Regions from separate parts of the Mus musculus genome. Here region 1 is linked to region 2. A link is a contact called in ENCODE Hi-C or POLR2A ChIA-PET data. All regions are on one chromosome and are shown on one strand. Each heading gives the region's core, a stretch centred on a gene start or an enhancer-like site at or near the end of the contact. The rest is flanking DNA. Distances are from core to core; before and after follow the strand shown.

What was found. A loop is a pair of places that touch in the nucleus more often than their neighbours do. ChIA-PET counts read pairs that join two places held with the same protein, here RNA polymerase II (POLR2A).
Region 1: a map of T-helper 2 cell shows a loop between it and region 2 (3-fold over the local background). The contact joins the promoter of Ube2cbp here to the promoter of Tpbg in region 2. A Hi-C loop is called at or near these places in 7 of 37 maps with a recorded cell type or tissue (Patski, T-helper 17 cell, T-helper 2 cell and 2 more). POLR2A ChIA-PET finds 5 or more read pairs at or near these places in 2 of 5 experiments (Patski and embryonic stem cell).

Annotation. Positions count from the first base shown.
Region 1 is chr9:86,461,148-86,466,735 of GRCm38, forward strand. Ube2cbp (ubiquitin-conjugating enzyme E2C binding protein) reads right to left here and starts at 3,769. Exons shown (of 10, transcript NM_027394.2): 1 at 3,594-3,769. The coding sequence starts at 3,670.
Region 2 is chr9:85,840,051-85,845,434 of GRCm38, forward strand. It overlaps Tpbg (trophoblast glycoprotein), which reads left to right and starts at 2,802. Exons shown (of 2, transcript NM_001164792.1): 1 at 2,802-2,905; 2 at 3,601-5,384. The coding sequence starts at 3,930. The coding sequence ends at 5,210. It overlaps LOC115487186 (a long non-coding RNA gene), which reads right to left and starts at 3,630. Exons shown (of 2, transcript XR_003948199.1): 1 at 3,548-3,630; 2 at 1,292-3,165.

The DNA.
Region 1 (5,588 bases), core at 2,519-5,018, 620 kb after region 2:
ATCTGGAATAACAAAAAACCGAGGATAGCAAAAACTCTTCTCAAGGATAAAAGAACCTCTGGTGGAATCACCATGCCGGACCTAAAACTGTACTACAGAGCAATTGTGATCAAAACTGCATGGTACTGGTATAGTGACAGACAAGTAGACCAATGGAACAGAATTGAAGACCCAGAGATGAACCCACACACCTATGGTCACTTGATCTTTGACAAGGGAGCTAAAACCATCCAGTGGAAAAAAGACAGCATTTTCAACAAATGGTGCTGGCACAACTGGCGGTTATCATGTAGAAGAATGCAAATTGATCCATTTCTATCTCCTTGTACTAAGGTCAAATCTAAGTGGATTAAGGAACTCCACATAAAACCAGAAACACTGAAACTTATAGAGGAGAAAGTAGGGAACACCCTCGAAGATTTGGGTACAGGGGAAAAATTCCTGAATAGAACAGCAATGGCTTGTGCTGTAAGATCAAGAATCGATAAATGGGACCTCATAAAATTGCAAAGCTTCTGCAAAGCAAAAGACACCGTCAATAAGACAAAAAGGCCACCAACAGATTGGGAAAGGATCTTTACCTATCCCAAATCGGATAGGGGACTAATATCCAATATATATAAAGAACTCAAGAAGGTGGACTCCAGAAAATCAAATAACCCCATTAAAAAATGGGGCCCAGAGCTGAACAAAGAATTCTCACGTGAGGAATACTGAATGGCAGAGAAGCACCTGAAAAAATGTTCAACATCCTTAATCATCAGGGAAATGCAAATCAAAACAACACTGAGATTCCACTTCACTCCAGTCAGAATGGCAAAGATCAAAAACTCAGGTGACAGCAGATGCTGGTGAGGATGTGGAGAAAGGGGAACACTCCTCCATTGTTGGTGGGATTGCAAGCTTGTACAACCACTCTGGAAATCAGTCTGGCGGTTCCTCAGAAAATTGGACATAGTACTACCGGAGGATCCCGCAATACCTCTCCTGGGCATATATCCAGAAGATGTCCCGACCGGTAAGAAGAACACATGCTCCACTATGTTCATAGCAGCCTTGTTTATAATAGCCAGGAGCTGGAAAGAACCCAGATGCCCCTCAACAGAGGAATGGATACAGAAAATGTGGTACATTTACACAATGGAATACTACTCAGCTATTAAAAAAATGAATTTATGAAATTCCTAGGCAAATGGATGGACCTGGAGGGTATCATCCTGAGTGAAGTAACCCAATCACAAAGGAACTTGCACAATATGTACTCACTGATAAGTGGATATTAGCCCAGAAACTTAGGATTCCCAAGATATAAGATACAACTTGCCAAACGCATGAAATTCAAGAAGAACGAAGACCAAAGTGTGGACACTTTACCCTTTCTTAGAAATGGGAACAAAATACCCATAGAAGGAGTTACAGAGACAAAATTTGGAGCTGTGACGAAAGGATGGACCATCTAGTGATTGCCATATGCAGGGATCCATCCCATAATCAGCTTCCAAATGCTGACACCATTGCATACACTAGCAAGATTTCACTGAAAGGACCCAGATATAGCTGTCTCTTGTGAGACTATGCCGGGGCCTAGCAAACACAGAAGTGGATGATCACAGTCAGCTATTGGATGGGTCACACGGCCCCTAATGGAGGAGCTAGAGAAATTACCCAAGGAGCTAAAGGGAACTGCAACCCTATAGGTGGAACAACAATATGAACTAACCAGTACCCGGGAGCTCTTGTCTTTAGCTGCATATGTATCAAAAGATGGCCTAGTCGGCCATCACTGCAAAGAGAGGCCTATTGGACTTGCAAACTTTATATGCCCCAGTACAGGGGAACGCCAGGGCCAAAAAGGGGGAGTGGGTGTGTAGGGGATTGGGGAGGTGGGTATGGGGGACCTTTGGGATAGCATTGAAAATGTAAATGAGGAAAATACCTAATTAAAAAAAAAAGAAAAAAAGAAAAAAAAAAAGAAAAGATTTGTAAATTTAGAAGAAGAAAAAAAGAAACGGGAAAGAAATACTCATTTAAGCTACCACAGAGATGAAATATGAATCTCAAAGCCTTGTTGGATGTTCCCAGCCCTGTGAAAGCACAGGCAAGCAGGCAGATCTATGAGTTCAAGGTCAGACTGGTTACATAGTAAACCACACCAGCCATGAATACATTATTAGGCCCTGTCTTACAAAACAAAACAACAAAAACATGTTGGGAAAGGCAGATTGAAACATCAATTTCAAAACATCAGTTGGCTATGTCAGCTTGACATACGTCGGGAATTAATTAAAACCCCAACATGGAGGGCACATGGTGAGGGATTTTTTTACTTAATTGGAAGTAGGAAGACTCACTTCCTACCTTTGAGGTAGGAAGACATTCCTTTATCCGGATCTTTTGAGCTGGGAAGAGCCACCTCAAATATAAGCCACAACTTCTGTGGGAAGAGGACATGGAAGAAAGAAGCTCTTTGCTTGCTTGCCCTCCCTCTCACTGTCATTAGGAAGTGCACTGAAGACCAGCTGAGACACACAGCCTCACGGACTGAGCAAACACTGGATTTTTGGACTCAACATTCATTCATAGCCACTGTTGGACTGGCTGGACTGCAAGCTGTTAAGTCGTTCTAATAAATCCTCTTTCTATTTATAGACAGATTCATTCAATCAATTCAGTTACTCTAGAGGACCCTGACTAATACACATGTCAACACAGTTCGAGAAACAGGGATATTGTGTAGATTGGTTGAATGGGACCAGACCATGGTTCTCTTAGTAGGATAAGGGACTGAGCTGTGTTAGAAGTCAACAGTCAAAAGATCAGAGAGACAAACAGGCAGTCTAGCAAAGTAGGTTTCTCACAGAGTTTGTTTGGTACGAGGGATTAGGCAGCTGTATTTGGTAATGTGTGTATTCTTAATTACCAAACACAGTGGACAGAAATTGTGGATATTGATCTCACTCCTCCCCACCCTTCATCCCCATACTGGGGAGTATTCAAGATCTGTACAAGCTACACAAATGAATTGTACTGAGCCTAGACTCAATCCCAATCTTAAAACTGAAGAAATCCAGGTAATTCTGCCCATGTGAGAAAGGTAGGATTTGAGTTCAGTCCTCAGGCCGCATGCAAAACTGCCACTTTAGCTACTTGTCAGATTTTAGGAAAAAAGGCGAAGCTAAGGAAAAAAAAAAATACAACTGTGCTGCTCTGTAGTACATTTTCACATCTATTTGATACATTTGTCACTAAGAACTAGGCAAAACCCACGAAGAGATCACAAACCATTAAAATTGCTGACCATTAGCAAAAAGGAGCATTTTACCCCCTAAAAGTTTCTTGTTTGTGTAGTAAATATGAAATTTAAAGTTCGCAGACAGGCTGGGGAGATGGTTCAGCGGCTAAAATGCTCGCCAGGGCAACCCATCTCGCCCCGCGCACGCGCACATTGTCCCGCGCACGCGCCTACTGCCCGGCGCGCTCGCTCCCTCGGTCCCGCGCATCCGCGCTCCTGTGCCACGCACACGCGCACCAGGCTCCGGGCCGCGCGCCTGGCCCATGCACGCGGTCCCGCGCACCGGTGCTCCCTCCCTTACCCCAGGATTAGCAGCGCACTCTGCAGCCGTCTCCGCACTTCCAGGAACACGCGCGTTTCCGCCGCAGCCACCGCCATGGCCGACTCAGGGACCCACGCGGGACCGAGCCCACAGTTACTAGAACCCGGACAGGGTGGGAGCACGTGCGGCCGTAGCAGGCGGCTGGCTCCCAGGCCAAGGTAGCGCGAAGGGATCCGGCGGCGGCCGTCTGTCGGCTAGAGCGCCACCTACCGGGAAGAGAGCGCACTGCCGAGGCGCCGACCTTGCCCCAGTGGCCGCTCTAGTAGGACAGGTGCGACCCAGAGAGCAGAGCTGACCTCCACTGGAAGGATGTTGGATGGGCTTGACTATGACTACGAGCATTTCTTTCCCTGAAATGAACAGAAAGCTCAGTTTGGGCCAGGGGAAGCTCTTCTCTGGATAGTTGAGTAGGATGAGGTAGATAATGGAGCAGAAGCTGTACAGGTGGTACTTCCCATAGGTCCAGAGCCCCAAAGCCCACTTTATCGGAGTCTCCTTTATTTGAACTAGAACAGTTTATTAGCTTCCGTATGATGTATCCAAAAATATCCACAATTGATTGGCCATTACATTTCGCGCTAGATATGGTACTTCCAAGACTGAAACAGTTGCAAAAACCAGTGTAACCACTAAAAGACTGGTGGACTTGTATCTTGACTGACCATTCATGTAACTTTTGAGAAGCTAAAAGGAAATGAGTAATTTCTGATATACATTCCCACTATACTGCAGAAATAAAAGAAGTCATAACTTAATTGCTCCTACAAGATACATTTCGAAAGTTTGATGCAGTAAAAGATCTAGTGTGGTATAAACAAATATATCAGGCCATAGGATTTCAGTTGGACACCTTTTAAGAATGGAAAGCTGTTATTTAAAACATAGCTTGTATAATGGGGATTGTCTTAGTTAAGGTTGCTTTTGCTGTGATGAAGCAACAGTACCAAAGGCATTTGGGGAGGAAAGCATGTGTTCAGCTTACACTTCTATACCACTGTTCATCATTGAGGGATGTCAGGACAGGAACCCAAACAGGGCAGAAACCGAGAGGGGGAGCTGATGCAGAAGCTATGGGAGGGTGAGTTTACTGGCTTGCTCCCATGGTTTCACTGAACCTGCTTCCCCATAGAACCGAGGATCACCGACCCAGGCAGGGATAGCACCACCCAACATAGGCTAGGCCCTCCTAGGTCAATCACTATTTTAAAAAACGAGTTACAGTTAGGTCTTATGGAAGCATTTTCTCAATTGAGGTTCCCTCCTTTCAGAAGACTCTATCTTGTGTCAAGTTGACATAAAACTAGCCAGGACTGAAATCCTGTTTATTGATGTTCCATTTCATAATTTCATAGTTATAATTATCTGACATTGAACAAACTGGAAGCATTTCTAAATAGGTTTAATCCAAAGAGGATGGCGTATATCTGCAACCCCAGCATTTAGGAGACTGAGGCAGGATTGCTGAAAGTTCAAGGTCAGTTTGGGCTATGTGAGTACAGGGCCGTCTAGAGCTATGTGGCAAGACTGTCTCAAAACAAAAACTGGTCTTAAGTATACTGAAAATGTGATTTCAGATAACTTTTCTAATATCAACCTTTGAGGTGTTTTAAAGTTTATCATGTTGCTATATAAATTCCTGTTTCATTCCAACAATTTGAGATCATAAGAGGGAATAATAGCTTTAAAAAGTAAAAGCTTTGGGATGGAGGGTTGGCTTTGTGGTTAAGAGCACTTGGTTGCTGTTTCACAGGACTGGGAAGCTAGGTTTATAGCACTCATAATTGCTTGCAACTTCAGAGCATCTGACCTCTTTTTCTGGGCTCCATGCATGCACACACATACCTGTGGCACTCCCATATAAAATATAAGTAAATAATTTTTGAAAAAAAGCAAAGGTAACTACTATTTGGTGGCAACTCATTTATTTGAAGGACAATTGTTCTCTTATACTTTTAACACAGAATATTACTTAAA
Region 2 (5,384 bases), core at 1,552-4,051:
TTGAAGTTGGATGGAATCTGTTTCTGCATTATGGGGTACCTGTGTGCCAATGCAGCTAAGTGGAAGAAGGCTCAGGTTTAGAAGTAATGTGTTTGGGTGTCAAAGGGTGGAGATGTGATGATTAATATCCACTTAACAGGAATCTAGAATCAACTAGAAAAACAAGACTCTGTCCAGCTCTGAGAGGGGTTGTCTAGATTAGGTTAATTAAAGCGGGAAGACCCAAGTGAACTTGTGGGTAACACCACACTGTTGAGTGTTTAACTGAAATTAAAGCTAACACTGTGTGTTGTACTTTCATTTCTTAAATATTCTGCTTTATGGAGACCTTTGCTTACCCTGTACTGCTATCACTAACATGGTTATGGAAATAAATTATAATTGATAACTGGAGGGAGATTAATTAGAGAGAGAATGACAACAGATGGTATTGATAAGTGCCATCTCAATTCTCGTGGAGATCTTTTGAATTGTACTTGTGGCTCCATTTTACAGATTTAGTATCAGAACAGCGGTCCCTGTGTAAGTGTTGGAGCTATAAATGCCTCTGCTTCTAGTTCTAAGTAGCTGTGAACTGCAGAGGGAAGCTGAAAGACACTCAGGTGTGTTGCTTATTTGGCTCCCTCAGGCCTGCCTGGATGGTGATGCTGTCAGCATAAAGTTCACATGGGAAAACCATACAATTGGGTTACAAAATAAGAATCTCATGTTTTAACTAAGTCTGTAACATCTTTGTGTGTGTGTGTGTGTGTGTATTGGATGCATTCATCACCACCCTTTGGCTGAAGGCTGAATATATCCAAAGATTGAGACTTTGCACAAATCTCTTCATCTGGCCTAGACATGGAATGGGAAGACATGAAAAGCAGGTAAGTTTGTCCTGGTTCCATCTCCACCTTCCACTTGACATTGTTCTATACCAGCATGCCTGCTTTCTCATGGGTAAATCTGGTGAGAAGATTTATCTTGGTTGTGATATGCAGAGTAAAATTGGGTAATTGTTATTAAGTGGCATGACTAGGCAAGTAGAAAACATTTGACCCCAGATCACACTAGCTCATAGTCTTTTTTGTTTGTTTGTTTGCTTGCTTGTTTGGCAAGCTGAACAGGAAGGATTCAGGACGATCGTCCCAATGCTACAGTGTATCTTGCCTCTGAGGTATATGTTGAGATGAGATGAGAATACTTTTTTTTTTTTTTTTTTTTTTTTAATGCTAAAAAGCTAGGTCACAAGAGCACTTGCTCTTTTGACAGAACCATTTAAGACCACACCAGAAGATCAGAAAAATTCTTCCCGTGCCATTTACTTTACTACAAACGTAGGCAGTAAAATTGCCCTTTTCGGCGTACAGTCTTACGAGTTTTAGCACGTGTATGGGTTTACATAACCATCGTCATGATTGCCATACATATGACTTCAGCTTCTGAGTCGGTTTTTTTTTCCCCTCAAAGCTTTTCACATTTATACTGCAAAACACTTTTAAAAATAAGAGAAAGGGATTTAGATAAATGTGCTGAAGATGCAAATTAATGAAACTGTCTTTTTGCACAAATCTCTGCAGTCTCCAGGCTCTGCAGCTTTTTTTCCTGGGCCATTTTGGCTGGTGTTTCTGTGGACTATCTTTCCACAGAAAGAAACAGCCATAGACTCAGAATTGGACCGCCACAGTCATGATGCATGTTGTGGGGAACAATCCCCGGCTTCCTTAACTTGATACTTTTATTATACTGGGTCTTCTTTTTCCCAGCCTTATCTCTCCTATCGTTTCTCTCTCTAAAATGAAATAGTCTGTAATCACCCACACCTTTTAACTTGGGGAAAATTTGACTGAGGAAAAGCAGATAAGACTTTTTGAGAGAGCAATGAGAGGGCGTTCGGGACTCCAACTCTCTCCAGACTTAATGACATTGGTCCTATAAGCATTCCAGTCGTTTCCCTAATCCATCATCCGGCGCCTGCCAGCGCCCCCTGGGAGACAGACTTTGGGACAAACTTCTTTCCCAGGTCAGCCCGCCCACCTCCCGCCGCGAGCGCTCCCTGCGTAAGTGACTTGTGCTGACACAACGCACCGCATCTGGTGTAGGGAGCTTTCCGGGTGACTCACGTCTTTGCAATTTGCTTTTGTTTCTGGGGTGTTTTAGCTGCAATTTTCTTCCCTCTGGTTTTAATTTTGAGAGGAGGGGGGAAAAAACCACCCATAATGAATCAAGAATGAGTGTCCTTTCCAGTAACCCTCCCCCACTTTAAAGTTGACTGTCTTTACAAGTTTGATAACTACCCTAGACGTGCGGGGGCGGCACAGGTAGGAAGGCATTAACTAACTACCTCATAAACTGAAGTTGCCAGCCAAACCGAGCCACGAGAGAGGAGACTTTCTGAATCTCCCTCACAACCCAGGCGTTTGCCGCGGCGGATGTAACCTGTGCAGCTCCTTCTTCTACTGCTGCTTTGCTCACGCTTAAATCCCTCTCCTCACTGCCAGCGGTGCCAGAAGCAGCGTGAATTCCAAGAGGTCCACCAGCGGTTTTGTTTCTGTCCGAGGTAAATACGCTATGCAAAATACGGAACCACCAAAGGATGCCGGGGAGGGGGAACAGAAGGGGAATCCCTCACCTTCTCGGGATGCGTTGCTCATTTATCTCCGCCTAGGGGAGTCGCCCAGCCTAGGTTGCCCCTCGTATCCCTCCCTGAAGCCCCTACCTGGGGCAGCAGAGGTGGCCAGCGCGGCGGCGATCTCTCCTGCAGCCCTGGCCCTCCCCCGCCCCCCGGCTTGGTTTTTCCCAGCCGTGGAGGTTGGGCCAGGGGCTGGGGTTGAGAGGAGAGTCGGCGCCCGCAGCAGGAGCTGGGAAGGCGCGTGGACTCGGGTGGCCCTCGGAGTTGGCTTTGCAGGCGCGGGGTGCGGAGGTGAGCAGTGGGGACCGAGCGGCCAGGTTTGGAGCCTGGAGGCGGGACCAGGGTTCCTTTCTATACTAGGGCGTGAAGAGAGCCGGGGGGGGGGGGGTCCTGGCTGCCACACCGCCCACGGTCCCACGGCCGCTTTGTTGGCGGGTTCCCTCCGTTTTTCTGGAGATGTCTGGATCCTCTCGGGATCGGGGAGCTGGGTGGCCAGGAACTGGGGAGTCGAGAGTAGGCGACAGCTGTACGGCTCTGCTCCCCTTTTCACACTAATCCAAGGAGGTACCAAAAAAAAAAAAAAGCTCTTAAGAGTCCCGTAACCCGAAACTTCGCTCTCATCCCAAGGTGGGAGGGGGAGGAGCGGCGGGGGCGGGGACCCCGGAAGGCAGGTGGTCGGCCGGGGCGGTAGGAGCTGGGATCCGGAAAAAGGAGAAGTTTGCTCGCTGGACACCGCGGGGTCTGCGTGAAGTTCTAGGCGGGAGGAGGGCAATCCGGGCAGGAGCCAGGCGGGAGGTGGCCCGGGTCCTGATGGTGTGGGCCCGGAAGAGGTAGGCTTAGCGCCTGGGAGTGGGGACCGCGTCCCACTAGGGAGGAAGGACGCACACAGAAGCTTGGGCCGGGTTGCTAGTGTGGGGACTACTTGGTTCGTACTCGGGGAGCTGCGGCCGTCACTCCTCCTCACGCTTCTCTCCCGCTTGTCCCAGGTCGCTCATCCGATCCTGCCCTGAGAGAGGCGCCAACAAAGGAGTTGAGGAGGTGCCACCCACCCCAGCTGCGGCGGGAGGAGGAGCGCCAAGGCCCGTGTCCCGACCCGCCGTGCGTACTCACTGGAGGGAAGGGCGGGGTGCCGCTCCGGGAGGGGGACGCCCGGTGGCTCGGGGTTAGCCAAGTTCCAGCTTTTGGCGTCCCCTCCTCTGCTCCCACGCGAGGAAAGTTTGCCGTCGACGCTTGCGGCCGGCTCGCGCCCGCCGGGCCCAGGCGGTCGAGTCTTCGGAGCGGGCGCTGTCCCAGCTCCGGGGAACCGCGAGCCGCGATGCCTGGGGCGGGCTCCCGGGGCCCCTCCGCCGGGGACGGACGGCTGAGGTTGGCAAGGCTGGCGCTAGTGCTGCTGGGTTGGGTCTCCGCGTCGGCCCCCAGCTCTTCGGTACCCTCGTCTTCCACCTCCCCGGCAGCCTTCCTGGCCTCGGGGTCTGCGCAGCCTCCGCCAGCCGAGAGATGCCCCGCGGCGTGCGAGTGCTCCGAGGCGGCGCGCACGGTTAAGTGCGTGAACCGCAACCTGCTGGAGGTGCCGGCGGATCTACCGCCTTACGTGCGCAACCTTTTCCTTACCGGCAACCAGATGACCGTGCTCCCGGCGGGCGCCTTCGCCCGCCAGCCGCCGCTCGCCGACCTGGAGGCGCTCAACCTCAGCGGCAACCACCTGAAGGAAGTGTGTGCAGGTGCCTTCGAGCATCTGCCGGGTCTGCGCCGGCTTGACCTCAGCCACAACCCTCTCACCAACCTCAGCGCCTTCGCCTTTGCGGGCAGCAACGCCAGCGTCTCGGCCCCCAGCCCCCTGGAGGAGCTGATCCTGAATCACATCGTGCCCCCTGAGGATCAGAGGCAGAACGGGAGCTTCGAGGGTATGGTGGCCTTCGAAGGCATGGTGGCAGCAGCTCTGCGCTCAGGCCTTGCACTCCGAGGTCTTACACGCCTGGAGCTAGCCAGCAATCACTTTCTTTTCCTGCCTCGGGACTTACTAGCCCAACTGCCGAGTCTCAGATACCTGGACCTCAGGAACAATTCCCTGGTGAGCCTGACCTACGCATCCTTCCGCAACCTGACACACCTCGAAAGCCTCCACTTGGAGGACAATGCCCTCAAGGTCCTTCACAACTCCACCTTGGCTGAGTGGCACGGCCTGGCTCATGTCAAGGTGTTCCTGGACAACAATCCCTGGGTTTGCGACTGCTACATGGCTGACATGGTGGCTTGGCTTAAAGAGACAGAGGTGGTGCCAGATAAAGCCAGGCTTACCTGCGCATTCCCGGAGAAAATGAGGAATCGTGGCCTCTTAGACCTCAACAGCTCTGACCTGGACTGTGACGCTGTCCTTCCCCAATCCCTGCAGACTTCCTATGTCTTCCTAGGTATTGTTTTAGCTCTGATAGGCGCTATTTTCCTCCTCGTTTTGTATTTGAACCGTAAAGGCATAAAAAAGTGGATGCATAACATCAGAGATGCCTGCAGGGATCACATGGAAGGGTATCATTACAGATACGAAATCAATGCGGACCCCAGATTAACAAATCTTAGTTCCAACTCGGATGTCTGAGAAACCGGACCCGTCAAGGAGGACTCTGCATGAGGTGTAGACTTAAGGGTTTTTTTTTCCCCTTTACTAGGCTTGCTCCACTTCCACACTTCACCGTAGACACTATTGACTTTGATCCTTGTTATGTAAAATCCCGGTGTGTTCTGTTAATGTAAGGACATGAACAACTGCACA